2 separate regions of the Homo sapiens genome follow, and region 1 is linked to region 2. Evidence: chromatin contacts called from ENCODE Hi-C or POLR2A ChIA-PET data. All regions are on one chromosome and are shown on one strand. The core of a region is the stretch at or near the end of the contact, and the rest is flanking DNA. Distances in the headings are between cores, read along the strand shown. Region 1 holds the start of HPCAL4 (hippocalcin like 4). Region 2 overlaps MACF1 (microtubule actin crosslinking factor 1).

Evidence for each region. Hi-C counts contacts between places; a loop is a spot of excess contacts on that map. ChIA-PET counts read pairs that join two places held with the same protein, here RNA polymerase II (POLR2A). Pooled maps may share reads with other maps.
Region 1: a pooled map shows a loop between it and region 2 (3-fold over the local background). The contact joins the promoter of HPCAL4 here to the enhancer-like site in region 2. A Hi-C loop is called at or near these places in 1 of 168 maps with a recorded cell type or tissue (mammary epithelial cell) and 2 of 50 pooled maps. POLR2A ChIA-PET finds 5 or more read pairs at or near these places in 2 of 52 experiments (BJ and activated T-cell).

The regions. Positions count from the first base shown.
Region 1 is chr1:39,689,940-39,692,686 of GRCh38, reverse strand. HPCAL4 (hippocalcin like 4) reads left to right here and starts at 1,254. Exons shown (of 4, transcript NM_016257.4): 1 at 1,254-1,381. RefSeq lists an enhancer at 285-875 and silencers at 948-1,177, 1,398-1,477.
Region 2 is chr1:39,267,117-39,269,816 of GRCh38, reverse strand. All of the region lies in intron 6 of MACF1 (microtubule actin crosslinking factor 1), which reads right to left. Among named protein-coding and RNA genes, the nearest start is that of MACF1, 64 kb to the right of the region's middle. Within about 2 kb of position 1,441, at least 18 of the 41 ENCODE cell types and tissues checked have a DNase peak (open chromatin) inside an H3K27ac peak, as active enhancers do; they include mammary epithelial cell, where a contact is called at or near this core.

The DNA.
Region 1 (2,747 bases), core at 5-2,504, 420 kb before region 2:
AGCCTCGCCCCCACTCGCGGCAGGTCTGACCCCATCCTCCATCGCCCCGCCCAGCCCACCTCTACCTTCGCCGCGCGGACAGAAGCCCCGCCTCTCACCGCTGCTCTTCAGCGTCCGCGCTCCGATTAGGCCAATCCCCAGCCGTCCGCCCCGACTTTCGACAGATCCTTAGAAGTCCCTGCCCCGCACGTGGCCCAGCCCGGGGATGTCTGGCTCCCCTTTTGCCCCCAGTTTGGCTTAAAAGGGTTCCTTCCCACAGCCTTGTGTCAGGAGCTCTCAGACGCCAGTGCAGCCCAGGCGGCCGGCCCGGGCTGTGGGGAGACCCCCAAGTGCGGGGAGGAGGTGTTGCCGGGGCCCTGAAAGCTTCCAGACCCGCTCAGTGTAAACCGCCTCGGGTTTGTGTCAACATCCGAGGCCGGAGACTGGCGGCGGCTGGGGACCGGCTCCGTCTGCGGGACGGGAAAACGGGAGGGTGGGGAATGGAGGATCCATGGCTAGGCATAGGGGTCCTTCGGGGGAGAACGCGAGAGGCCTCTTGGGGGTCCATGAGAAAGGAGGAGGGCCCGTCTGGGGAGGGACCGGAATGAAGGGCCAGAGGGGTGGCTGGAGGGAACCCACGACTAGCGCGGGGCTAGGTAGAGGCTGGGACTTCGCCACCCATACCGCGCTCTCCGCGCGCAACCAGCACCCTCCTCTCTGCCCCACGGCGTGAGGGGAGTGGATGCGTGGGGAGGGGGGACGCAGAGATGTGGACTGCTGACCAGCCACCTCCTCCCTCTCCCACCCAGCTCCTCCCCAGCTCCTCTTTGGCCCCTCCCAATTTCGGGTGGGATATGGGTGTGGGGGGGGGTCTCATCTTGTGACTCATCCCCTCTTCCGCCCCCACCCATGCTGGGGCCCAGGAAAGGAAGCTTAGAGATTCGGCTGTGGTTCTCCCGTTTCCATAGCAACGGTGAGGTTGTTTTTGAGAATCCACTTTCATCGTCGACCCTTTCCACCCCAGACTTGTAAGCCGGGGGCTGAGCCTCAGGGCAGGGGTGCAGATGGGGGTGCAGCCCTCCCGCTTCCCGGCGACTCCGGGAAGGTCAGCGCGGGCAGGCGGGGCGCGCTCCTGCGGCCGGGCCTCGCCGGCCACCCGGTCCCCACCTGAAACCCCGCCTGCCACTCCGCTCCAGAGGAGCCAATAGCCGTGCAACCTGCCCGGGATGGGGCGGGGCTTATGCAAATAGTGTCGCCTTCGGGAGGCACATAGTGATACAAGAGCTGGAAGGCGGCTCCGGCGCAGACCTTGGAGAGCACAGCTGCCGGCCCGCGAGCCAGCCTCGGTTCCCGCGGCCCGCCGAGGCTCGGAGCCATCCAGCGACCCGGCGACCGGCCTCAGGTAATGCGAGTGGGACCGGGTCCTCAAGGCAACAAACCCACCGGGCGGAGGCCCTGGCCCCCTCCCCCTCCACTCTCCCTTCCCATCCTCATGTCCTGCCCTGATTCACCTCCCTGACCCGTGGTTCCGCCTTAGGCGGCAGCAACTGAAGAGCCCACCCCTGGGCAGGAGACCCCCCACCTCAGTCCAGGCCCATGGGTGCAGAGAAGGAGGCAGAGCCGCCTACTTATCCCCAGCTCAGGTGAGAACAACCATTGCTATGGCCCCCAACATACACGCGCGCAAACACACATACACACACAGATGCACACACACACATCTGGGGGTGTGGTGGCGCTGGTGCTAGCTGGAGGCGCTGGTCACCCTCCCTCCTGTTTGGATATGGGTTGTCTGCCCAGCACCATGGCAAACTCCCACCTCCACGGATAGCCCCTAGCCACTTCTCATCAGGGAGCCCCTGCCCCCAAAGACAGCCTCCCCCTCCACAGAGCGCTCCCTCCTTGTTGTCCCCAGACACTGTCCCCACATCCCACCCCTCAAGCTGACAGAGCCCACAGCATACCTGAGGGGGGGACAATCCCCCTTCCCCAGTTTTTCTCCTCACAGTCTCGACAGCCCTCCCCAGTGGCCCCCAGTGCTAGGCAGAGGCCCCATATTTGGCATCTCTCATCCTGGCGGGAGGATGAACCAAAGACACCACCCCCAGCAGACCACCCATACCGTCAGTCCAGTTGCTGCCAAGGCCCCAACCTCCATACCTCCTCCCTCCCCCCTCACAGCCAGGCACCAAATCCTCTCATTCTGCCTGTCAAATGTCTTTCTAATTTGTATGACTATTTGCTCCCTCTCTCCCACCTTCCTGCTGCTCCGTGGGGACCTTGCCAAGGTGCCATGTGGGCTGTATTGCTCTTGGCCCTAAAGTGAACTATACCTGGAGGGCAGATGAGCTGGGTTCAAATCTTGTACAGCCAAAGTTTGACTTTGGCCAAGTCACTCCCCTCTCTGATCCTTCATGAAAATGGGGAGAGGTATAACAGAGAGGGTAGACTGGGTGAGATGAACTTGAACAGCCTTCTGGCACTGAGACACTCTGGTTCTATGGCTGATTATGGAAAAACAGGATCCTGAACCAAGAGGACATTAAAGAGAGGAGACCTGAGGGGGGCGGGGTTGGTTTAGAACTCACTGAAGACACATTCCTTCTTAACCAGCCTAGGTACAGGCTACCTCCTCCCACACATTCTCCAGGCCCCTTCTATTAGGAGTCCCTCCTAGACCACCAGCCCATCCTGACATGGACAGCTCCAAATTGTAGGTGGCCAGCTGGGATTACTCTTTGTTTGTCATCCCCTGCCTCTCATTAAGA
Region 2 (2,700 bases), core at 192-2,691:
CCAACATCCTCACTGCTCACCACACTCAGCTTTAATATGTTTGAGGGCCAAGAATCCAAACAGCAGTTTGATTATCTCTTGAACATGCCCACCTACCTCTTCCAGACCCCATGATGGGGTGTGGCTTGCCTCCAGAGAAAGAGTGCCATCCTCTTCTGAGAAGGAAGTAGAGCTCTTTTCAGGTTCTGTATCTTTAGGCTGGATCCCATGTATGTGTGGCCCATCACTGCCATAGCCAGAGGAGGAGGGCAAAATGCTCACAGTCACACCACTGATGGACAAATCACTCTGAGAAGTAGGCAGTCTGGAATCCTGGGGGGGCACTTGACCCACATGGGAAGGCTCCGTGCGTCTTTGGCCTCCAGGCTGGTCCAGTAGTAATGAAGAAACAGAACATTCTATAATCCAGGAAGCTGTCTGAGGGGCACCTGAAACACTCTTGGTTCCTTCCTCCACACTCCAGCCCTCTGAAAATTGTTCTTGATTTCCTTTATCAGTGGGGTAGTCTGTCCTAGGCAAAGCACAGCTCCGAAACCCACGCTGAATATTTCCTTTCTCCACTGCAGTCTCTCCTTGCAAAGGCAGCAACACAGCCCTGCTGCTGCAGGATGCTGTCCTAGGAAATTCCACCAGTTGGCTCACTGACTTCTCGCAGTTCCTTTCTGCTGGGTTATCAAGCAGGTGAGCAATGACAGTCATCCCCTCTTCCAGGGAATCCCAGACCCCTCCAGCAACTGATGACTCATTCTCTAACAAAAGGTGGGCGGTCTGGACCTCCCCTTGGAATCTCTCCTTTACCTGTACTATCATCCCCCGATCGACTACCCGTGAGTTGGGGGCTGAGTCCCCAGGCAGCAAAATATCTGGGGGGGTATGCTCTACCCCTCCCACTCCGTCTTCCTTTTGGAGACTCTCTGTTAACTTCGTTAGGGTTTCAGTCTCTTCAATGACTCCAGTTCCTTCTGAGGTTTCTTCCTGGTGAGATGCCTCTGGAGTAGGGATTTTCTTCCCTCTCCACCTCCTTTTGAACCGAACCCTTTTCTTAGGAGATATGGGAGCCTTCTCAGGAATAGCTATTGACTCTTTCGGCTCCTTAAAACAGCCCAGTGAATTTCCCATTTCCTTCCTCTCCTAATCTCAGCAAAAACGCAGCTAAGCCAGTCCTGGGATCCCACAGAAATCCCAACCTTGGCCTCATCGGATTCGATGCACATTTAAAAACATGCACTATGCCGGCAATCCCTCCAATTCTTTCTCCCTCCCTCCCCGCCTCTCTCTGTCTCTTCCAGCCGCTGCCGATTCAGACAGCCATCTTACAGGCTCAGAGCTGCAACAAGACAAATTCAAAGCATCTCACTGCAGTTCAGAAATCACTTGACCTAAAAGCAGACAGAAACCGGATTGGCTGCAGCTTCCTCTCTCCAAATATGAGGTAATTGGAGCACTGCCCTCAGTAACACAAACAGAAAGCAAAAAGGAGCTAGAAACCAGGGGAGGGGAAAAACTAGGGAGGGCCAGGAGGAGGAGGGAAAATGTAAGTGTAAATTGAAAATGGAGGGAAAAAGAAGAGAGGCCGTGGCAGAAGGTAACGTGGAGGAAGGAGGAGGAGAATAGTACCAAAAAGGGAAAAAGCAAACCAGCTCGGCTGGTACTAACCAGCAAGGGAAGGGAAGGGCCCGGGCCAAGAAGAACCAAGCCTGGTGAAGCTGCAATTATGGCTCCCAAACTACAAAATGAAATAGATTTTAAGTGTTGCACCAAGATGCCCAAAAGAAAATATCAAGCAGATATACATATTCTGAATTTTTTCAGGTCAGAAAACAATAAAATTATTTTAATGAAATTATAACCTGAAGAAACCAGAGCCTTCTTCTTACAGTTAAGAAAAGGAACACAGACTTTAAAGATCTAGCCTTCTGGAGCATTTATTTCCCTCCTTTTTCCTATAAAAGAAAAGAAAGATCTGTTAATTCTGCCAGCCAATGACACAGACAGGAAAAATCTGGAAGTTGGTTTTGAGTACAGTAAATGAGTGCTTGGTAAAAAGAATACCACTTCTAAATACAACAGATGAACAGGGTCTCTGATGAACAATATTTGACAAAAATGTTCAATAGTAATTATTGATGCTGCCACTGCTAACATCTAATATATTTTTTGCACTTGCTGTGTGCCAAGCACTGTGTAAAGTTATTTACATGGACTTTCTCATTTAATTCTTACAGTCACTATATGAGGTCAAAACTATTATTTTATATTTTATCGGTAAAGAAACTGAGGTTTGGCCAGGCGCAGTGGCTCACGCCTATTATAATCCTAGTACTCTAGAAGGCCAAGGCAGGCGGATTGCCTGAGCTCAGGAGTTTAAGACCAGCCTGGGCAACATGGTGAAACCCCGTCTCTACTAAAATACAAAAAATTAGCTGGGCACAGTGGCATGCGCCCTTAGTCCCAGCTATTCAGGAGGCTGAGGCATGAGAATTGCTTGAACTGGGAGGTGGAGGTTGCAGTGAGCCAAGATCATGTCACTGCACTCCAGCCTGGCCAACAGAACAAGACTCTGTCTCCAAAAAAGAAAAAAGAAACTGAGGTTTAAGAAAGTTGATTAATAGCCCTAGGTTACACAGCTAGTAAGTGACAAAGCCAGAACATGAACTTCTGTTAACTTTAAGACTTTTAATTTCAACCCCAACTACTCTC